Linked DNA regions of Mus musculus: all the other regions are linked to region 3. A link is a loop called in an ENCODE intact Hi-C map of the cell type or tissue named here. Cell type or tissue: heart. All regions are shown on one strand.

Region 1 (8,000 bases), 72 kb before region 3:
CGAAATCTCTTCTGGAGTGTCTGAAGACAGCTACAGTGTACTTACATATAATAAATAAATCTTTTTTAAAAAGTGAATTTAGTGTTTATTTCATATGAAAATTCTCTAAGACAAAGGGGAAAAGAGGAATGGTCTCTACATCTTCTCTACATCTTCAGCACTTATACATCTTTCAGAATGCATGATCACATGGTAGAAAGTTCATCACAAGTTTACACATAAATTCAAATCTTAAATAGAATTAGTAGTTTACAACAGAGAATGTTTACCTGCATATCCATTAGGAGCATTTATGTATGTGCTTAAATGTTTATCACCTGTCACAGCTCCACAGGCTCATGGAGAATTGAAAACCATAGCTAAGTTATTAGTGAGGTTTTGTATAGATAAACCCTGTCAATATTTTATCTTCTGTCCTGGCACCTATAATAAGTCGTTAGTCCCCTTTTCATGATCTTTGGACAATGGTTTACAACCTGTTGGAATGTGCTCTGAGTGGTAGATGCCTTCTTGCTACCTCAGAAGCAATTAACTCATGACACTAAAGACTGGCAAAGTTCTCATTGCAGTTCTGACTATCAGAAAGGATTTAATAGCAGTGTTATTAAAAGAGCTTAATAATTACTATAGATTTAGGAATTCTTATCCGATCATCAGTAAGGATTAAGAAATCATCTTATGTATATAGCATCACAAGACAGTACATCTTTTAGTCCAAGGTGGACCATCTCAGGAAGATCAGTCACCTGCTAGTTATTAGCTTGTTGGCTCTTGAAAAGCCAGGTAAATAACTCCAAAAATGTTTGCAGTAACAGTTTACACTCCCAACGGTGACATGTGAAGTACTTTGAGTACTCTTACTTGCACTAGGGATTCCTATATCCCAACAAAGCTTGGTGTTGACCGTGACCACTCACATTTCAAATGAGTTTGAATATCTTCATACCTACTTGCTTTTTGTACTCTTGTTTCCTGGTTATATTGTATAGTCATTAGACATGGTTTATATATCGACATTCGTTATTACTGCTTTTTCTCAAAAAGATGGGGTCTGTCTGTGTTTCCACCCAGAGATTAAAAGGGAGGCCTTGCACAAATAAGTAACCTTTGGGGAATGAAGGTGGCTTGATTTAATAGTGACAGACTTGTTGTTGACTTTGCAAGGCTGATAATGACAAGGTATTGGGGGCCTCTTTAGCTTCAGAGACTCCATCTTCTATTTAGTCTCCATTTTGTACTACTCTAAATTCTAAGAAACAACTGAATTCCCAGAAAAGGCTTCTGACTCCATGTACCCCATATGAACTTAGACCACAGCATCCTACCCTATGCTTTGTTGGTTAGCACCCAGTTGGAACTGAAATCCTGTAGCTGCTCTGATTGGCTGGCCTCAATCTAGGCCAAGTTATTAAGATAGCCATCTGAGGTAGTTGATGGGTAGTAACCCACTTAAGATGCCAGGTGTTAAAAATGTTTGGAAACATACAACATGCATACACCTAATTGGTTGCCTCTACTCCACTTAACTTGTGTGGTTTTTTTTTTCTTTTTTAAAGATTGCTTGTCCTCCCCTCACCCCCATGCTGACACAGTTTGAATACTGAAACCAGCTGTCTCCCTGATCAATTTCTGAATAAAGATACTTGTGCTGACTTGAACTTGGTTTTCATAGTGGATTATTCCCCTAATTCCCAGACCCTAAAAGAGTAAGTCTAAAATCAGGCATTTAGAAACCTCAACTGTCCCAGCATTTCATGGAATTTGATTGATATTTTTCATTTTCTTTAAACATTTTGTGTTTGATGAAAGGTTTCCTCTACAAGGATAGCCCTCCCTGGTCTTAGGAGACTCCAATGCTACTTTTGTTTGTTGATAATGTAGAATGCTGAGCTGCTAGCATCTTTGTTTTCAAGCATTTTTTCCTCTCATTAAGTCAGTTGTTCTTGGTTGCAGTTATTATTATTTTTTTTTAAAGTGCACTACTAACTGATGTGTCCTCCATTCATTGTGCTCTGGGACTGAACAGGTCTGAGTTCTCACTTTAACCATGTAGCAGAAGTTTGGCACAAAACACACCAGCAATTTAGAAGAAATTCTCCTTAATATTTAAATTCTTGCTGTTTGAACTCACTAGTGTTCACTTAGCCAGCTCTATATTAAGAGATTTGAATATGCATTTGAGAAGCTCGTTTTAACTTCTAGCTTACATTATTTTGATATGTAAAAGTATGCTTTTCCTATGTCTCCTATGCTTACTCCATACTCCAGATTATAAAAATTAAATCCAAAAGTACAATATTTTATACATTTCAAGTCAAGTGCTTAATAAGCAAATTCTGAAGCTTATATATAGGATGAGCTATAGTCTAGTTCCAGAATTTATCTATTTAAGAATCTTAAAATTTGTCAAACCAGAATTCACAATTAGAATTTTCTTTCTTCTTCCTTTCCTCTCTTTATTTCCCTCTTTCCTTCCCTTTCTTCTTTTACTTTGCTCTTCCCTATCTTTCTTCTTATTAATGATTTTATAATTTTTATTTATAGTTATAGATACTACGAACAAGTCAGTAAATAAAGCATTGCCCTCATAGGACTTCATTTCTAAAATCAGATTCATGAGAATATTGATAAGCAGCCAAATGCACGTCTCCTGTGTGTTGTGACTTTGGCAGTTGATTTAGTCATGGAGTCACCGTGACTATCATTGCAGTGTCCTTTCCATCCTGCTGGAGAGCTCCCTCATTTTCCTTTGTAGTCCTAGACTCCACCCTCCACCAGCCCCTGGCAAGCTCTTGTGTGTGTGTTCTGTCTATGTATGTCAATCTTTTCCTAAGTGCTAGGCAAAGGGAACCATTGGACTTTGTGGCCTTTTATACCCAGCTGCTTTTACTCAGAATGTTGTTTTAAGATTCTACATGTTGCCTATATGCTTGGGCTCAGTTCTTCTTTTTATTTAAGAGGAGAATTCTAGTTACCTCTTCACCATTTCATGGTTGTTTGGATTGCTCCCAGTTTCGGAGATTATGAACAATGCTATTGCTATTATAGACATTTATTTGTAGTTGATTTGTGTATCGGGTTGGGTGGGGAAGTATGTTTGAATCCTGTTGTAGTAAACACTTAAGAGTTAGATCACTGGGTTCTGTGTGAAATGGTTGTTTATAAAAGAAACTGCTCCACAGCTTCCCAAGCCTTCAAGAGCAAATGAGAGTTCCAGTAGCTGGGTGCCCTTGCTAGTATCTGGTAATGTCAGATTTAAAAACTCACTTAACTCTAACCATTTGAGTAACTTATATTTTCTTAGAAAACATCAGTTCTTCTATCTACTTAGTCAGCCCTATTGTGTTTCACTATCTTGAATTTCCTTTTCAATTAACAGAGATTGAGCCCAAATGAGAATGGGGGGTGGGGGGGGGACTCCTGACTCACTCTCTCCTGTGGTTGTACCAGAGGACTCTTCTCTGTGGAATTAAAGAGAATAGTTAGTCCTGGGAAAGAAACAGGGACATGTAGCATGTCAGAAGGACATGGGTGTGCAAGGTAGATCTATTAGTGGCATTTCTTGTGGCTATGAGAGTGTACCTGACAGAAACTTGATGGAAGAATGATCTAATTTGCCTCATGGGTGAGGAAATACAATCCACACCTGCAGGGAATTCATGAAAGAGTGAGCAGCCTGCAGCTGTCTCTGTGGGGGCAGAAGGCACTGACTATATTGCTGCTGCAGTCAGGAAGCAGAGAGATGGCCCTGTCCTGTGACCCAGTCTGCTGGCTGCAGTCTGGGTCCAAAATGTTCTACAACCTCTGCAAATGGCTTTACCAGCTGGAGACCAATTGTTCAAACACATCATCTTGTGTTGGGGACTTTTCCTTTCACAAAAATTAACAGTGAGGAAATGGCTAAGAGAAAATTCTCAGCATGCTGGGAGGAAAGCCAGAGAATCTGGGACCTCTTAAAAAAAATCTTTGTTCCAGAATGACTAATCAGGATGGGTTGTTGGTAGGAACAAACAAGGGAATCTTCGAGCTTACTCAATAACCCAGCCCTAGGGAAACAGAGGCCTGAACTTGGTTATAGTGTTAGTAAGAATGGAGATGGTAAAAAAATTTAAAAGATGAAAGGTTATTTATGTTAATATTTGAATATCAATGAGAAAGTTTACAAAGTCTTGACACAGTTAAATTTCATATTTTGATGAGAAGGACCCCAATATCGCAGTGAAGGATTTTTATTTTATTTATTTATTTATTTATTTATTTATTTATTTATTTATTTATAATGATTTATTTCATTACTTTACTCATATGAACATTTTGTTGGCACATATGTCTGTGTACTGTATGCATGCAGTGCCTGTGGAGGTCAGAAGAAGGCAATGGACTCCCTTGCAAAGGGAGTTGGAGGTGGCTCTGAGGAACCATCTAGGTTCTGGGACTTGAACCCTGGTCATCCTGGTCGTAACCACGGAGCCACATCTCCAGTGCCACAGAAAGGCGTTTTGAAAAATCCCCATCTTACTAAAGTCAGTGGCCAGGCAATTTTCCAGCTGTATTTGACTCCTCCTTGGAAGTGTTGGCATTTGACACACATGGTCACTTGGCACAAACAGAACACCTCTTTTCTTAACCCCAGGCTACCACTTGTAATTTTCTTTCTGCTTCTTACCACTTCCTTTGGTTTCCCTTCTGCTTCCCTTGCATGTCCTCATCTCTAACTGTATTTCTCTAGCCTGAACCCATCCTCAGACTGGCATATCCACTTACTCAACGTTAACGGCTCCACAGACTCTTGGTCTCTGGGTCCCACGCTCACATTTTCTGTGGTTCCACTATTCCAAGTGCTAAGGTCCCAAACCAAAAATAAAGCCTTCCTAGACTTTCCTCTATATCTTACATGTTAGTTCCCATCTGTCACCTGTGTTGTAGTGCCAGGAAGTATAGTGACTACCCCCCAAAACCAGACAGGTGCCAATCTAATGCAACCCACAAGAGGGTCTTTATGCTATTTGAGCTAGCTCAGGTCTCTCCAACCCACCACTGTCACACAGGACGGTTTTGGTGTAGAGGAGCCCCCAAATATCTATTGGGGAAAGGCTTTATAGTAACCAGCAAGCAGGGATGGATATGCGTGCTTCTAATTGGGAAGTTAACATAATTGACTTTAACATAATTGGCTGGTGCTGGGAGTCATATCAAAGCTTAATTTCTGCTCCCCTCTGCATTGGTGGTTGTTAGGCAGGGGGTGAGCTTGTAACTTGGGGGTGCAGGTTTGTTGGGGGAATAACATGGAGATACTGGTCTTGTTGGAGATTCGTCTAGAGACGGGAGCTAGGCTCCAGTTTTGTTGGGGGGACAACTTGGAAACTAATGTTAGGTACGAGTCTTAGTTTACCTGAGTTCAAACGTAGGTCAGGTTCTCTAAAGTAGAGTCTGGACTTAGAAGATGTGGCCTCTCAGTGTCTGTGCATTTGGCTCAGTTCGGACATACTTTTGGCATGCTCTCCTGCTGTCTTATTTGCTTAAGTTGCATGGCTTTCTTTGGGTTTCTTAAATATGCCAAGCACATACTAACCTCACGTTTTGCTTTCTCTACTCTGTTCACTCTTCCTTACAGATCAGCACCATCCATTTCCGTGTTAGCTTCAGGTCTGTGCTGAAATATTCACGGCTGGCACAGGGACTCTGGGAAGGAGCTGAGATATGTCAATGCGGTTCAGTCCCAATGCCAGTTTGGATTTTAGGGATCTAATAAAGGTATTTATGTTCACAATTTCTAAGATAATAGACTTTAGATTCTTCCCCAAACTTGTATAGCTCTTGGTTAGGAGTTGAATATGTGGCATTCAAAACAGAAAACACTCTTACATGGTAAGGGCATGCACAGGAATAGGGTGAGATATATCAGAACTTACCAGTTTGTAATTCTTACAGAAAAAGAGGTGACCTGATTCTAAGACACTCACTGAAGGAATGCTTCTAAGCACAACAATTAATTGAGGGAATCGAGAAGGAGAAGAACAAAAGCCTAGGCCTTTACCACATAGAAATGTTCATGTTTATGGGGATAAAGAAATAAATAATGTAAAATAAAATAAAATAAAATAAAATAAAATAAAATAAAATAAAATAGCATCAATTCTGGTCAGAGGGATGCAGTATTGAATCTTGCCTTGCTAACATATTTCCTATGCATCTGATTCTCTAGGATTTACTTACCTCTCCAGTAAATGGGGAGAACAATGACAACTTTTTTGTGGGATTTTTGTGACCAATAGACAATACCCCAGATAAAGCAACAGGGCTTATTGAGCACAGTGTTAAGTGGGTGCTATTTAGAACTTTTCAGATTTATTTATTTTTGATCTGTGTATTTGTTCTGCTTTTACGTGTGTATGTGTACCACATGGACGCCTGATGTCTGAGGAGCCAGAAGAGGGCAGCAGATCTCTTGGAGCTGGAGGTTGGAAGTCACCACATGGGTGCTGGGAAATGAACCTGGGTCCTCTGCAAGATCAGCAATTGCTCTTAACTGCTGAGCCATCTCATTGGCCCAAATTTTTGTTCAAAGTTTTTATAGCTAAGGGATATTACTTACCAGAAGATAGATACTTAAAGACGACATAAAACAAACAAACAAACAAACAAACAAACACAAATATGTTCTTTTAGGTAGAACGAGTATAAGACACAGGGGTGTGTGTTAGAGAAGAGCAAACAAACAAGGCCCTCTAACTAAACAGGATTGATGCAGATATGAACTCACAGAGACTGGGGTAGCATGCACAGGGCCTGTGTGGGTTTGCACCAGTTGGGGTCCTCATCCCTAACCCAGAAGCTATCTCCAATTGATAACCATCTGCAAATGAAAGTTTAGTTCTCTCCAAAGGAATATCCCTGGGGAAACCATTCACTCTTAAAGGTAGGCCGCACTCCCAGCAGCAGATGTCAACAGAAAACCAACTAAATGACGTGTTTGGAGGTTTCTTGTCTCACAGTGTCATGTCAGGGATTTTCCTTTTTTAAAATTATATTGTTTTTTGGCTTTATTTTATTGATATTTTTTTTCTTTTCCCTTTTCATTCTACAGACACTTTGAATACATATTATGGCTTCCAGTTTGGTGTTTTTGTGGATTTCTGACTCTGTTTCTTGTGTTTTCTCTTTGGGTTCTTTTCCTCTGTTTGTTTGTCTTGTCCTATGCTGATGTGCTAGTTTTTGTCTTATTATATTATATTTTATCTTGTTGATATTCATTAGAAGACTGTAGATTTCTAATGAGAGACAGAGAGGGATGGATCTGGATGGGAGGTGAGGTGAGATGAGGAGGAAGTGGGGATGCAGAGGGAGGAGAATCATAATCAAGATATACGATGTGAGAAAACTGTTTTCAATAGAAGGGAAGACATTTAATGTCCTCTTTATTCATGGCCCCGAGTTTGTATACAATATCCCCAATCACTCGTGGGCTTATTGGGAGGATACAGCTGTTTACGCTATAATTGCCTGTGGTTTCGCTGAGGGGAAGTTACACAACGCAGTTGTTTTATGCTGATCTTTTAAGAAATTTCTCTGTTGTTACAAAGCTACTAAAATTTATGAATGACCTAAGATATCACTTAAAAACTGGATTTTCCTGGTGATTGAGGTAACACGAGTTTCTGAAGTATTTTCTGTCCTTTGTATATATGAAGGAATGGAAGTACTTTGGATTGGCAGCTGTCCAGACTTTAGGACCAGACTGAGAAGGCAGTGTCTTTTCCTCTTGACTTTAATCCAAAAAGTGGCCATGCCTTTGTATAAAACAGGAAGATGACTATTCTCTATTATTTGGTATGGGGATATATTTAGGGAGGAATCTATTTTAAAATATTCATATTTATTAAGAGATAAAGGCTGCAAATGTCCTATCCCAACTCCCTCAGCTTTATCGTGACAGAAGACATGAGGTTTAGATTTTGAGTTGGTCCCATATAATTTGTATGTCTCCACCAAGAAGTCCT
Region 2 (8,000 bases), 100 kb before region 3:
ATATTTTCCACCAGTAAGGATTTAATGATAGGGCACTTTCTCAGAACATTTCTCTGCGGTATGCTTCTCCTCGTCTCATTGGTTGGTTTATTCAACAGTGGCGGGGTGACTTGCCTAACATTCGTGTCTCAACCAGGATGTCAGTTATTCATTTACAGATCTCTCCCTGCCGAGCAGGCGTCAGTTACCCAGGGAGGTCTCAGACACTTAAACTTTATTTGACCCCTATTCAAAATGGAAGCTTTATTCAAAAATGGCTTCAGGTTGGTTCCTTCTTACACAAGACACTGCTAAACTACTGTCAAGTGGTGTCTGCCCTCACTGCCATCACCCGATATACCTATTCCTTGGTAATAAATCTTAGTTCCTTGGGCTGGTGAGATGGCTCAGTGGGTAAGAGCACCCGACTGCTCTTCCAAAGGTCTGGAGTTCAAATCCCAGCAACCACATGATGGCTCACAACCATCTGTAACAAGATCTGACGCCCTCTTCTGGAGTGTCTGAAGACAGCTACAGTGTACTTACATATAATAAAAAAAAAATCTTAGTTCCTTAATAAATCCTAGTTTACTAAGAGACTAGAGAGAAACCTTGGAAGTTAGTCGTGTTTCTCCACTTCACTATTAAACAAACAAACTCCACTTCACTATTAACAGCATCCTTAGCATCTTTGTGACATCTACAGACAGCTGACAAGTTCAGCGAGTGGGAGGAGCGGTCACAGAAGGAAGGATGACGGAATGTGCAAGGATTCAGATGAAAACAGAAGAGAAATAATAAATGAATGATACTTACGAATACACCTTTACCTGTACAGTAAAAATAGGAGTCTGTGACATGTTCTGGTATTCCCAGCATACGACAGGGTTCAAGTTATAAGACTTAATTAGAACATTCGTCGGTACAGGCACTGTAAGAGATTCAGAAACAAAATGGACCACAGTAAGAAACCAACATCAATAACAGAAAACCTGATCAGATGACGTTAGAAAGACAGACATGCGCATAAAAGAGGAAGTCAGTTGCAGCAGGTGATGAATTATTTCAATCAAAGCAAACGTATAGGATGTGTTTTTATGGAAAATGGACAGGAGAGTTCTGATTCTCTTTGGATTATGCAAATGTAGTCATGATATGAGCTGTTAGTTAATCTCTACTGTCCTCTAATATATTTAGAGTCACCCAGGAAAGGCACCTCTGCATGTGTCTGCGAGGGCGCTTTCTGGGACAGTTTATCTGAGGAGGGAAGACCCACCCTGGATGTAGGAGGTGTCACTCCAAGTCAGCAGTTCTCTACCCCTGGGTCGTGACGCCTGTGGTAACCCTCAGTCTCCAAAAATAGTTACACTGTGACTTATAACACTAGCAAAATTACAGTTATGAAGTAGCAAAGAAAACACTCTTATGGCTAGGATCACCACAACATGAGGAACTGTACTACAGGGTTGTAGTGTTAGGAAGATTGAGAGCCACTGCCTTAAGGGGTCCCAGAGTGAACTAAATGAGAAAGGGGAAGAAGGAAGACTGAGCATTCTCCCTGTCTCATGGATCTGACTGTGAGCTCACTGTGGCAACCCGACTCCCACTCTCTGCTGCCATACCCTCTTTACTGTGATAGATTGCACCCCTGAGATTGTGAGACAAAACACGTCTTCCTTGCTTCAGTATTCCTGCTGAGGAGAGCTATCAGAGAGTGGAAACAGCCCAAGAAAGAGAGGTGTGTTACAGCCAACAAAGCTGAGAGGAATTGGAGATGTGAAGAGCACTTTGACGTCAGACATGGAGATGCTGGGTGTGGAGTTCAGCCTGCTGGTTTTCAGTCTCGCTTTGGCCCAGTATTTCCCGCTATGCTCTCTTTTCTCCCATTCGGAATGGGATGCCTCTCCTGTGCCACTGTATGTTGGAGGTATGTGATCTGCTTTTTCAGTCTTATTCACAGGGGATCACAGTTAAGAGACTGCCGACAATATCAGAAGTCTTTGAGCTTTTACACAGGGTTGAGACTGTTACAGACTAGTGGGGACCTCTCAAGTTGGATTGAATGCATTTCTGCATTATGGGGCTCAGGAAGTGAAATGTGGTGGTCAGAATAGGAATGGTCTCCATAGAGGCTTGGGTTTGCATGCTTGCCCCATAAGGAATGACACTATTAGGAGGAGTGGTCTTGTTAGAATAGGTGTGACCTTGATGGAGGAAGTGTGTCACTGTGGGGACAGGTTCTGAGGTTTCAGATACTCAAGCTAGGCCTAATGTGGCATTCACTTCTGCTACCTGTGGATCAAGATGTAGAACTCTCAGCTTCTTCTCCAGCACCATGTCTGCCTGCACATTGTTATGTTTCCCACCATGAAGATAATAGGCTAAACCTCTGACCCTGTAAGCCAGCCCCAGTTTAAGACAAGACAAAACAAGAAAAAAAACCATGTGACTTGTAGAAAAATGAGTGTTTGCTCTTGAATGAATTTTACATTTCTTATATTGATCTAGATAATTTTTCAAAAAGCCAATGCACATCTTCATACATAACTAAAATATTCTAATATTTAAAACTATTTGTTGAAGTAATGATGTGCGTTAAGTGACAGTAATTCATACATAGCAAGCTCCACAGAGCACATCTCAGATGACACCCACATTGAGCACATCCTGGGAATGACATATAGTTACGGGACATATTTTATCAAGGAGAAAACAAAGCTTTAGGGAAGGGAGGTAAAGATGACAGTGTGCAACGTTTTGTTCATTTTAATTAAACAGCATCGCAACTGTTTAATAAAATGAGGGATGTAAGCTCAACATATAAAGTACAAGTGGAAATAACTGTTTTCTGATAATTTCACAAACATCTATCTCATGCAATAATGCTAGATTTTAAGGCTCCATCACAACTGTATACAGTACAAAAACAGAATAATAAATTACAGTAAGAAACATCTGTAACTTGGACAGGAAAAAATGGATACTGTGCATTTTGATTATGAATCCCTGGGACAGCTAAAGTAAAATTCCCCTTTCACAAGAAAATTGCACACAGACTAACTCCTTGCTCTCAAGCAGTTACTTTGTTCTGACCAAAATCTCATTCTCATTATTCGAACAATTATGACAAAGCCATTTATTGCTCATCTAGTTTGTAAAAATTTACACTGTTGCCGTGTGTTGCTAAGTTTTGGATATCAGTTTTTAAAAACTTTTATGTGCTTTCAATCTCTAAGAGGTTTTGTTGATGTTGTTTGTTTTAGAATCAAAATGTCATCTTTCAAAATCTGTAGAGACTGTGAATCAGAAGTTTACACTTTAATCTTCACTTTAAGCAAAAGGAATTGGTGTTCTGGCCTGGGGCTATAATAATCCCAGCACTCAGGGAGCTGCACCAGGGAGCTCAGCTTGAAGCAAGTTTGGGCTACATATGAGATTCCACTTCAAGACAGAATACACAAACAAATAAAAACAGCAGAGGGAACACGACAAAAATCTAAGGAAATGCATTATAAAGTGCTGGGGTACAACACAGAAGGGCATAGGTGTTACCATAGCGGGTGCAAACTATGAGGTCACACAGAGGAGGATCTAAAGTAGAGGGAAGTACCTGGCACTAGGTTTAAGGCTCTGCCCTGGGCCAGGCAGCTGTGTTCCTCTCTCCACCCACACCCAGTCAGAGTCCAACTGACCCCACCTCCTCAATATTCCTGCAAGCTTTCCCCTCTCCTCCATTACACAGCCACTCCTCATGGCATCTCCTGACACTTGAGCTCCCTAATGGACTCTCTCCCTTAAACTACTCAATATGATGATGCCTGGCACTTCTAACTAGCATTCTCTAACCTTGCACACCACTCAGCGACACCAACCATGCTGGGCACATTAGATTCCTGGCTTGGGCCCTGAACTTTGTTCAGGAACAGTGTGCTTCTCCTTCTGAGAATTCCTCCACACCACACCTTTCAACAATGTCCTTCCCACTTGGTTGGCACCCAACCAAGCTAGGGAAATGAGCCTTCCTCTGGGGTTTTTGTTGTGACAGAAGAAGTTGCAAGATTTTAAAACCCAAAGGCTACCAGCACACACCATTCCTGCCAAATAGGGAATCTGTCAATAACCAGGACAACTAGAAATAAAAAATGGTACATGGTAGCTGCTGCCTCCTCTTCCTCCTCCTCTTCCTTCTCTCCTCCTCTTCCTCTTCCTCCTTCCTCCTCCTTTCTTCTTCAGTTTTGTTTGTTTGTTTGAGATGGGGTTTCCCTGTGAAGCCCTGGCTGTCCTGGGACTCACTCTGTAGGCCAGGCTGGCCTCGAACTCAGAGATCCACCACCCCTGCCTCCTAAGTGCTGGTATTAAAGGTGTGCACAACCACTGCTCATCAGTGGTAGCTTTCTTGTGTTCCAACTTCCCGAAGCCAAGCTGGTATCTCATTCTCTGAACCAATAACCTTCTGTTTTGGGTTAAGCCAATTAAAGCCCCATTTCCATTCCTTGATATTAATACACAACAAGAATTCCAGTGGTTTCCTATTTCTCTCCTGCCACACAGTCTGTTAAAACTCTCCCACTAGTTGAACATACCACTTCATATCCCTGCAAGCACATTCTCTCTAAGCCTCTGGTTCTAAGCTACATCTCTCTGAAAAAGTCTTCCCAGAGTCCCCTGAATGAGGTTAGGTACCCAGTCTTGATTTCCAGCAGCCTGAAAGTAAATTCAATCTCTGATCACAGTGTACTTCAATGGACAACAGGGACAGGCGACTCCCCCTGGTAATTGCTGGCAGTGGGATGGTTAAGAATTTGTACTCTACCACCTAGTAAGTGGCTCCTACCACTTGGGCAGCCCCGTGTGCCTCACCATGGATGCAGATACCGGTGGCACTTTTAGTAGAGGTGACTGTAGAAATAGATCTGTTATGTGAAAATAGACAGTGCCCAGCATTCAGTAAGTCATAACTATAATTCATCTACCTAGCCCTTGGTACCATGTCTATCCTAAGGGATGTCTAAGGATTTGTTTGCTTAATTTTTTTCCATACATGCATCCTATATTTAATTTAAAATTTTAAATTATGAAAGCACAAGATTTTAATAAGACATTTTCATACATATTGCATACATACCATTATTGCTTCTGATTCATTCCTTAGTTGCTCCTGGCTCTCTGTTTCTGGTCACCTGCCTCCCCCAAGAGTCCTCTCTTCTACATTAATGTCCCATGAGTTTTATTACCCTGCTTTTGCTTGTTTTAAACTCTTCTTCCTCAAGATCTCTTCCTCCCCTCTCATGATTTCCTACACACACTTCTCTGGGGTTGATTTATCATAAGAAAACATGGTAATTGTCTTTTTTAATCTGGCTGTGTAACACAACTAACACTTTTTCTGATTCCACTGTTCTGCAATTATGATTTCATTTTTCTCTATAGCTCAGTGGAACTTCAGTTTGAACATGCACCTCATTTCCTTCATCTGACATCTAGGTGGTTACATCCTAGCTACTGTGAAAATCAGGTCAAGGCAGGATTGGAATCTGCACGCCTAACTGAAGCTCCTGGAAACCATAGGAGGGGTTCAGAGCTGGAACTCGCCTGAGAGTTAAAGAGGTCTCCCCATGCCTTCCAGCAGCTGGAGATTGGGAACTTCTCAGATACTTACGATTAGGGACTGGAAGGGCATGAAAAGTTTTATTGCTGTCTCTAGAGCTCTAATCATAAAGAGGAACTATTCCCAGCATATATGTCCTGGGAATATATAATCATTTGAAATCAAAGGCTCTGAGGATTTAAGCTACGAGAAGAACCCTTGCATCTCAACACTTAAACGCCAGACTAACAAACAAATCAGAATCTCTTAGTATCCGTTGGCACCCCTTTTCCTTCAGAGGATTCCGACTACAGATTGAAAATAAAGTCTGTAAGTCATACACACAATGCCAAACGCTGCCGTGGAAACTAACTGTAAAACAGACCACAGATTTGTGTTGTGTCGGCAAAGAAGAGGCGAAAGCGGCGTGTAAACCGCGGAGCCCCCGGGGCCCCTTGGGGCTGCCTTGCCCAGGGCGGCGCAGCAGGAACGCAGGGACTTCCCAGCCCGGCGCCTCCGGCCTGGCCTCCCGCCCCAGCCCGCAGCGGCTCGGAGAGATTACCCGAGGGAGGCTCAGGATCCTCAGTGCTCGTCAAAGCTCCACTCCCGACCTTCGCAGACAGCATCAGGACCACCAGCAGAATCATCCTGCCAGCTGCCGCCTGCGGGCCCATTCCTGCGCGAGGGACACCTCTGACAGGGGACCCGCGCTGCCCGTGGCCTGGCCTTGGCGTCACGTCCGCCGCAGACTAGTCGCCAAGTCCGCAAGCGGCCTGCCGGGGAGCTGGGTGGGGCCAAAACCAAAGCTTGAGAGACCAGCCTGGGACTGAGGGGCGTGGCTTAAGTGGGAGGCGGAGCCTCACGGGGCAAAGGGTTAAAAGGCAGCTCTTCAGGGGCGGACTCAGGGCGGGGGTCTAGCCAGAGAGGCGGGACCAATACGCAATCTCTTAGAGTTGATTGGAGGTTGGGAGTAGAGGTGGGATGTGAGGCGGGGTCTATACAAGGAGGCGTGTCTTGGCGGGTCTAAAGTGGACTAGGACATGGTTATAGGCGAGGTCTGGACTGGGGAGCCAGGCAGTGCGCTGCGTGGGCGGAGAAGTTTCACTAAGTTGGAGAAGGGGTGGACTAGCCTGAGGTTTGAAACTGTGGGCTCTTCTCTGTATTCAGGACCTGGACTGTGGATACGTTTGAAACTCTGACCGGAACCTTACCTTCTTCAGCCTGACACTACCTTCCTCAGTTCCTCATTCTGGTTATGTAGTAACCTGGGGTTGGAGATTTTTGCCTCAGTCCACAACCAGACACCATGCTTATCTCATCCCTCAGCATGAGGCGTGTTGGAGCCTGAGGTGTTAGAGAAGTTACAAAAATCCTTCTCCAGTTCCCACCAGTTTTGTCCGCGGAACTTAAACTTCTGGTTTTCAAGACAGTTTGTTCAGACTCCCACAACGCAAATCCAATGTGCTTGGCTAGCACTTTATTCTTAGCAAAAACAAACTACCACCACAAAAAGCACATGCCCATTTTAATGATGAAATGTCAAAGGGCGGATCACTAAGTAGTCTTTCATCAAGAGATCGTCCCTCTTGCCTCTCTGACCGCACCGGTTAGTTTAAATCTCTCTCATTCCCCTAAATTCACTTTAGTGACCTTGCACTTACTATAGACAACACTCTTGTGCTGCCTCACTCGCCTCAGCTCTCTTTTATCACCATGTCTGCAAGGAATTTGAATGCAACCCACTCTCCCCTTCTCTTTACTCCACTTTATTTTTAATAACACATTTGCACCCCCTCCTACAATATGCATATTGATTTGATTTTCTCTGCTTCCTAGAATGCAAGCTCTATACCGTAGAGAGAGATACTGGCATGACATTCTCTGAGTCTTCCAAGCAAAATGTTATGAAGACATTCTGCAGACTTGGAGTTACCAGCTAAGGCTTGTTATTTGTCTTGATTAATTAACGAATTAATTATGCTAATAGCCCAGCATTTCTCAGACTTTGACGTCAGGATAAATCTTGGTGACCTTGTGCAGGTTCAGATTCAGTACATATGATTCAGGTTAGACTTCAGTTTTCTGCATTTCTGAAAAAGGTACACAGCAAATGTCTCACCCTTGGTGCTACAGATGTGAGTACTTGGAATAAGAGTTTGGGTGTGCATCTGATATGCACCTCAAGAAAGGCATTTCTGGTCATTGTATGGCACAAGGATAAATTACTGTACTTTGCTGTTTAGGAATATAGAGTAGGAGAGACCGCACCATGCGGCTTGCAGATTTTGTTGTAGTTGAGACTCCATGTGCCCCAGGCTGGCTTACCAGGAAGCAGATTATGAAGTGATGGAAACAGTCCTTGAGAAGTGCTGCTGGGATAAACCTCTGGGATAAACCTCTGGGATAAAAGAGAGGTAGCTAGATCTGATTGTGA
Region 3 (8,000 bases):
ACCCTGTCTCAAAAAGTAAAATAGAAAACAGCAGAGGAAGACACCATAATACTCACCTCTGGCTGCCACATACATTCAGGTGCATACACAACACAGGTACATGCATGCAGGTTCATACATGGATACAGGTGCATGCATGCAGGGGCATACACCACACACCATACATGCACAAAGACGAATGTCTACCCACATATACTTCATAGACACATACAACATTGACCTGTGGAAAGAGATCACACATCGCCAACTTTTCTATAGATCCTATATGCCCTTCTATAACTTATGTGGTCAGCTTACCTTGTAATGTTCTGTGGTACTAACTGAGTCGGTCTTACTGTGGGGGGATGTTGAAAGCCACCCACTATTATTGCCTGTCTTCATAGATAGATGATGAAGCAAAGTCCCAGAGAAGCAAAATCAAGTTCAAGTCATTAAAGAAACTTTTCAAGCAGGGCGGTGGTGGCACACGCCTTTAATCCCAGCACTTGGGAGGTAGAAGCAGACAGATTTCTGAGTTTGAGGCCAGCCTGGTCTACAGAGTGAGTTCCAGGACAGCCAGGGTTATACAGAGAAATCCTGTCTTGAAAAAACGGAAGAAAGGAAAGAGAGAGGGGGGAAGAAAAGAAAGAAAGAGAGAGAGAGGAAGAAAGAAAGAAAGAAAGAAAGAAAGAGAAAGAAAGAGAGAGAGAAAGAAAGAAGGAAACCTTTCAAAATAAACTAATTATCAAAGTCATAAAGGGACAGGAGAAACAGGCAAAGGTCTCAGTCAGGAACTCTCTCTCTCCATAATTAATTTTGAAAATTCCATGTCTAATCTGGAACTAAATGTATCCTGTGGAAGAAAGTCCCCTGACTAGCATGGATAATGCTCCTTAATTCCCAGCAACCTTTCCCATCAGAAGTGGCATTCTTGAGTGCAGTAACCTCTTTTCATGCAGATTAGGCTTATTTCTACATGCTAGGTGGGTGCTTAACAGAGAGACGGAAGCTCCTTCAGTAATCACACACACTCAGCATTTGTTGAAGCATTTGTGCTCTCCTCTCCTGCACCGAGTTCTTCCTGTCCCTCTGAATGCCCTACGAGTTTAGTTTTGAAACCATCCCTATCTCCCGGTCCCACTGTCTGACCTTGAATTCTGGGCGTTTTTGTTCACTTGTCCATATCTTCACCTTTCTCTTTAGTCACTAACGTGTCTGTTTTCAGTTTCTCCGAAACTCCCAGATCTCTAAGTTTAAGGTCAGGCTCTAAACCACACCACTATCACCATGCTCTGAGTGAGCGCAGAGCAGATTCCTGGCATTAAGTAAGTCTAAGTCTCAGCTGTTTAAACAAACACATCCTGTTGCTTGCTGTGAAGGAAACCACCTTTCACTGACCCTTCAGCGAGGCTGGTTAACTTTAGAAATTTGGAGACTGTGAATCCAGCAGTGTGTTGCAGGTTCAGACCCTAATTAAACTTTATCTTGAGTCATCTTCAGACCTCCCGCTGATGTGGGGTTTTTTTGTTTTTTTGTTTGTTTGTCTTTTTTTGTTTTGTTTTTTTCTGTTCCTGTCTGTTTGTTTTGTTTTTTGTTTTTTGTTTTGTCTTCTTTTTGTTTTGTTTTTTCTGTTCCTGTCCTTGTGACTTCAAGGTAGAACCTTGAATGAATGAACTTACAGACTATTGGCTTCTACCAACCCAAAAGCTAGTAGCATCACTGGATAGCATCTAAGGTATTCCAAAAAGTCCACCTCTTTGTTGTAACCTGCTTATCAAATGTTTGCACTAATACATTTAAAAAGTACCTTAATTTGGGGTTCCCTATTTCTGGAAAAGCACGAAATTGCTACCTCGTTGGAACGTGGTATTTGGAGAAAGTAAAATCTGTGTTCCTGAGCCATAGTCACTCATAACTGGCTCTAGAATAAACTATCTCTTATCTTGTTGAGGCGAGCTGTTTCTCTCATTGACAATAATAGGGGTCTATGCAGGAGCAAGAGTGAGTCATGGTGGGAGGTTGACCTCTGGCACCCACACATGTGCACCTGCTGGTCTGAGCCAGATGAACATTAACCAGCAAGCAGTTGTCATCTCTGTAATGGTCTTGATGAATGCTAGTTTTCTTTAGTGTCATCTTGCTCTCCTCACTTGCCTTTGCTAACTTTTCAAAACATGTTGTTCCTAATACACACTCCAAAATGTAGGCTTGCTTTCCCTCCCCGCTAGCATCTGTGAACTTAAAGGTGGTCATGTTTCTAATCTTTCATGCTACTATTTAAAAACATGTCCAAGGCTAATCTCACTTGCTAGAGGTGTACTTTGGCTCAGCATTCAAATAGGATCCATCCTTTCTCCATTTCTAAAACACAAAAATCAAGTCTCCCTTACTAAATTTTTTATTTCAGTCCCAGATGCCTTAGGTGTTATACCTATCTTAGATATTATACATATATTATCTATGTTAGATATATATTATACATATATTAGATATATCTGTCTTAGATGTTATACTGCCTTAGATAGATATACTATCCTCAAACATGGTCTCCCTCCATGTGGAGCTTGGAGATCTGAGATGTGCAAGCTTGTGGTATCTGAGAAAACCGCAGAAGCACGGTGACCCCTCTCATGTTTGATACCCATCTCTCCTTATGGTGATTTACACGAAAATGGCTCTCGCGGGCTTCCAAATTTCAATTCTTAGTCACCAGGTTATGAAACCGAGAAGGCTTAGGGGGATTAGGAGGTGTTGTCTTACTGAGAGTGGACTTTGAGACTGCAAAAGCCTACACTGGGCCCTGTGTCTCTCCCTCTGTCTTCTTGATGCCCGTGGAACAGGATGTAAAGCTGCCTGCTTGCCTGCCTGCTGCCATGCTCCCTGCCATGGTGACAAAAGACCAATCCTCTGAAGCTGTAAGCCAGCACCCAGTGAAATGTCTTCTTTTCTAAGAGAAAACATTTGGTCATGATCCCTTTTCAACAATACAAAGGTAACTAAGACATCCCTGAAGCAGGTCAGACCCAAATGTTGGCTGGTTTTATGTCAACTTGACCCAAGCTAGAGGAATCAGAGAGGAGGGAGCCTCACTTGAGACAATGACTCTTAAGATCCAGCTGTAAGGCATTTTCTCAATTAGTGACCAATGGAGCCGGGCCCAGCCACTGTAGGTGGCACCATCCCTGGCCTCCTACAAGAAAGCAGGCTGAGCAAGCCATGAGGAGCAAGCCAGTAAGCCGCACCCCTCCATGCTCTGTATCAGCTCCTGCCCTGAATGAACTCCTGCCCTGTTTGAGTTCCTGTCCTCACTGCTTTTGAGGATGAACTGTTCTGTGAAACTTGGGGCTAGAAAAGCCATTGAGTCACTTCTGTAAGAGCTTGCTGCAAACAGTAAAAAAAAAAAAAAAACCTGGAGGCCTAGCTTGTGCAGTGTCAGCGGGAAGAAAAGACTCTACAGGACATTTTGTGTGAAGGATCTGTAGTTTTGGTTAGCTGGGGATGAAGAACCATCTGTGATGAACAAGATACCAGAACTACTAAAGTAAAATCCTTGCTGGATACTCAATGCTGGTTGGCCAGAGCTGAGAATTTAGCCACGATTACGAAGAAAGCAGCATTGTTGGGGTAAAACTTTCGGGGGAAGTGTTTTCAAGAGATTCAGCACACAGAAGCTGTGTTCCAGACAAGGCCATAAGTTGGACCTTGCGCTGGTAGCTGAACTTGATAGTGCGCCAACAAGGAAACACTGCCTTGAGAGCCTCAGTCTGTTGGCTCAGTCTCAGATCTGATCTCTGGGCCAGAGCTTTTGGTCCGAATCTCAGCTCTGGTACTTGGTATTTGGTATTTGTATGGCATGAGCACGTGATAAACTTCTGTGTCCCGGTTTCCTCATTTGTAAATTTCAATTAAAAATCATAGACAATGCATCATATAAATGCACACGTGATTTTAATGTACTAGCAACAGTGTTTACACTGCAAAGGTTGTCATGGCAGCTGCTTGATCCATGTACATCGCTCAGAACGATGTAGGGTACATGCTGAGCTGCATAAAGTATTATTTTTGCTTTTGAATTTCGTCCGTTTCACATTGGGGGTGGGGACACATGTTTTTGTACTTAGGGGTTTTAACTTGGAAATCAGAAAACGGTTCTGGTTCTAAATAGCTGGAGCTAACCAACAACCTTGCGGGGGGGGGGGGGGGCGCCTCACCCCATCACAACCGCTTGAGGATGCTGCCCCCTGGTGGTCCTTCTCCGGGGCTTCTACCACTCTGTTTCAGTCATGCCAGAATTTTGTTTGTCTTCTCCTTCCTTTAATCTAAAGGTCAACCTATCAGCAGCTGCAGCATTCCCTCACAAGCGTTTCTCAAAACACAGTTTGTAAGTCGCAGATGTACATATGCATTTCCACCGTTTGGGTGGCAGCTAAACGTTATACTTTTGGTAGGAATGTTTAGAAATGGTGAGAAAATTATGTGTCCACTCAGAGCACCTATTATGTAATCTTTTTAATTGATACACTTGAAAATGAGGTAAGTACCTGAGGATTCAAGCAGAGTCCTCTTTAGTACTGATATAAGCATTCATATTTAAAAAAATCATTCTTATGGACTCTAGGATAAATGTCCTATTGCATACCAAAATATAGAGTTTAAAAATATTAACGTCATTACTTTGACAAAATTTCTCAGGATCAAAGAGATAAAAGTTACAATGTTTGCACTTATGCTGCACATGTGTACTCTGTTTGGTCCTGTTTTCACCTGGTCATCTGCAGTGCCCACCCCAGCAACCTCTATCTTATTTCTTCAGGAATTTTCCACAATAACAAACAAACAAACATAAAACAAACAAACAAAAACCATTTGTTTTCAAGAGGAACTATGCAAAACTCTTCCTTTTCGGTTCTTTTGCAAACTTACATGACCCTGGAAGGTAGCTCAAGGGCGGATCACCTCGTCTGGATCACCTCTGTTACACAATTCCTAGCACCAAAAAAGGCAACATCAGAAGATCGGTGAATACTTTTTTTTTTCCTTTTAACACATTTGCTATCGTTTCTGATGGAGAATAAAGAATGAGTCTGAAGTTGTTAGGCGCTCGCTCAGCCGGCTGGAAGCCCGACATTCTCTCTATGCTTCTGCTGCCCGGCATTGTGGACAGAACATTACTCAAACCACAGGCTCCAGACTCCCAGGTAACTGAAGCCAGCAGGAAGCTCTGTTTGATATCAAGTGTGTGCTTTATCGACCTTTTTGTTGTGATGGGAAGAAGGGAACCAGCTTTGCTTTTATCTTGCCCTGTCGTAACATTGCCCAGTAGGTGGAGGCTTTTTTGGTGCACTGTGGCCAAACTCTTTGATAGATGCTGAATTTGTGATCATAAATTTTCTATAATAATAATAATGATAATAATAATAATAATAAATCAATGTTCTTTCCATCACCGTTACTAACATAAAATCTTACACAGCCACGTGTTTTATTAAAGCGGATCTAAAATTCTGCATTCAGGAACCACCACATAGAAAATACAACTTAATTTTCTTTCCTAAGAGACAGAAGCCTGTCCGTCCAGGGACAAAGGCTTACATCTAACAAAGCAATTTTGAACTTTGGAGTCAACCATATAGACTTTGAGCTAAACACAGTCTCGGTGTCTTATTATATTAGAAATACTCCTGCAGAATAAGAAAATAAAGTGTCTTTGTTTCCTCTACAAGTACTTAGTTTTCAATGAGCAAGTTAGAGTTTTTATATTTCATTTAATGAATATGCCCCCCCAATTGTTTTGCTTTTACACATGTGATGAAGCTATATTAAATCTACCCTTTTTTTTTGTAGGATGCCCTTGTGGGTTTAGACCTGAACACAATACAGTCACTGAGCAGAGACCAGGCTTAGTGCAATCACAAGCTCACCCCAGTGTTCCTGTACCATACTCTGTGGCTCCTCGTCTACTTTGGATAGTACTTGTTCCAACTCCTTAAGAGTTCTAGTAATTTACAGAAAGAATTCTCTTCATTAAAAGATGAAATGTGCTCTGTATTTTAGCCCAATATTTAACATTTAGTAGTAGTTTTGTGATTTAAGAGTCATAGATACTTTGGATGTTAATTATTTCTTTTATACCAATCTTTAGAGACATGTGCATTTAAATATCTGATTTCCCATTCTAGAAATATCGCAATCATCTCATAATTATGAATTAATGTTCTAAGCACATTTCTGTCTGTCACTATTGCCAGAATGTTTCAAGCATGTTACTGGGAAATAACCATGCAAGGAAAGAAGACTGGCTTCCTCAGTGGAGTTCTGCTTTAAAGCGCAGCTGACACTTGGGCCTGGAAATTTCTTTGTTGTAGGCAGCTGCTCTGTGTGTACATTCTATGTGCATTCTAGGATGCTTACAGAACCCTTGGCCATGTCACACCAGATGCCAGTGACATGCTACTCCTCACTGTCTGCAGACACTGCCACATGCTCTCTGAGGCAACAACTGTCAACTTCCTAACACAACAGGTTTGTTTGTTTGTTTGGTTGGTTGGTTGGTTGGTTGGTTGGTTTCACCGTAGCCTAGAACTGGCCTAGAACTCTTGTCAATCCTCTTGCCTCAGCTTCCTGAGTGTAGCCTCTATGACCAGCATCCAAGATCAGATTAATATTTCCAGCCAGCAGTCTGCTTTTCTTCCTGTGTTGACAGGCAGAATTCTGACCCCTTTGTTTGTTTCCCATCCCAATTGCAGGATAGTCACAAGCTCTGTGTCGCCATGACTTTTCATTTCTTTTTCACCCACATGTGGTTACTCCCATCATATTATTCCCTATAAATACCCACGTTTGTGATTAACCTTTTACCACAGTGGCCAGCTAGGGATAAGCAGTGGCTAAGTGAGGTGATATAGAGAGCTTGGGGTGGAGAAACCTATGAATGGCAGACCAATGTCTGAATTCTGATGACTTCACCTGAGTGTAAGACAGTTCACCCTTGAAAGGATGGTGGCACCGGATCCACAGATATTATATATAAGGACACAAAAGTATGTTTTCCTTATTGTAAGCGTCATGGCCAGAACTCCTACTCAGAACATAGGTGGACAAGAGAAAAGCATAGAAAGTTTACTTAGCCAACGTTTTGCATGACCCAAAGTGATGGCTTTCAGAAATGACAATTAAAAAACCCAGGGAACATTGTCCATTTTTCCTAGGTAGGGCTGATGAGGACCAGGCACTCATGAGGACCAGGCACTCACATGACAATGTAACTAGACACAACAGTGTGGTCTGGAGCTAGAGTGTGATCTGAGATGGAAAGCCAGCAACTCCTGTGGCTCAGATTCTCTTTGACTTTTCTGTGGCATTTCTTCTAGACACAGGACAGGGCTCCTCAGGAAAGAGGGACCGTAAGGACAAAGCAGAGAGGAGTGATCTCCCTGGGGAAGAAGAATTCTGCTTTCCGTGGCTTGCTTTACAGGAGGACAAATTACAGGAGCGAGATCGAGAGACCTGGCTTCTGATGCTTTCCGATGCCCTTTTGTTCAAAGTGCTTGCAGCAGCAAGTTCTACATTAACTTGAGACTAACTTGTAGACTCACACACAGAACTGGATCAAAGGAAAGCTGTTTGTAGATTGCATTCTTCATAACAGGTGTGCTGTTCTCTGTGCAGACTTCCTAAGAGTCTAGGTCCCCATTTCCATATAAGCTAACTGTAATTCTTGAAAAACAATCCTTTTCAAGAGTCTAGAGGTGTTAAGAAGAGAAAGGTATTCAATATGCTTTAAAGGTACCAAATACACTTCTCAAAGCTTCAACCAATACAGAAGATCAAGTGATATTTATCCATGTTCTCTCAGGAAGATAAAGGTGTGTACCATCTCCAACTTCTGCTCTTATCAAAGGCAAACCTAGCAAAGTGTTAACCATGGCCACAATGGCACAAATAACCCCATGATTTTGGAGTTGTCTCAGCAGTCCAGTTCCTTCTTGTGTTCTTGGTAAGGATCACACTAATTCTGTTGG

Evidence for each region. Hi-C counts contacts between places; a loop is a spot of excess contacts. Peaks named below come from ENCODE experiments on the same cell type or tissue, not always from the same donor. Only the 100,000 strongest peaks of a DNase experiment are listed, where the experiment ranks them.
Region 1: a loop joins it to region 3, with 2.6 times the contacts of the local background. A loop is called at or near these places in 3 of 42 quality-filtered maps.
Region 2: it touches region 3 in a loop (2.1-fold over the local background); 8 of 42 quality-filtered maps call a loop at or near these places.

Annotation. Positions count from the first base shown.
Region 1 is chr10:19,559,496-19,567,495 of GRCm38, reverse strand. No RefSeq gene overlaps it. Among named protein-coding and RNA genes, the nearest start is that of Ifngr1, 28 kb to the left of the region's middle. In heart, no CTCF peak of the experiment used is centred here; a DNase peak (open chromatin) is centred at 3,815.
Region 2 is chr10:19,590,326-19,598,325 of GRCm38, reverse strand. Ifngr1 (interferon gamma receptor 1) reads right to left here and starts at 6,377. Exons shown (of 7, transcript NM_010511.3): 1 at 6,129-6,377; 2 at 796-910. The coding sequence starts at 6,240. In heart, no CTCF peak of the experiment used is centred here; DNase peaks (open chromatin) are centred at 3,665, 3,875 and 6,455; H3K4me3 peaks cover 2,028 bases; H3K27ac peaks cover 1,628 bases.
Region 3 is chr10:19,487,920-19,495,919 of GRCm38, reverse strand. Gm33104 (predicted gene, 33104) reads right to left here. Exons shown (of 4, transcript NR_152784.1): 2 at 4,903-4,965. Among named protein-coding and RNA genes, the nearest start is that of Gm33104, 5.2 kb to the right of the region's middle. In heart, a CTCF peak has its summit at 4,249 (motif pointing left); DNase peaks (open chromatin) are centred at 1,299 and 4,219; H3K4me3 peaks cover 383 bases.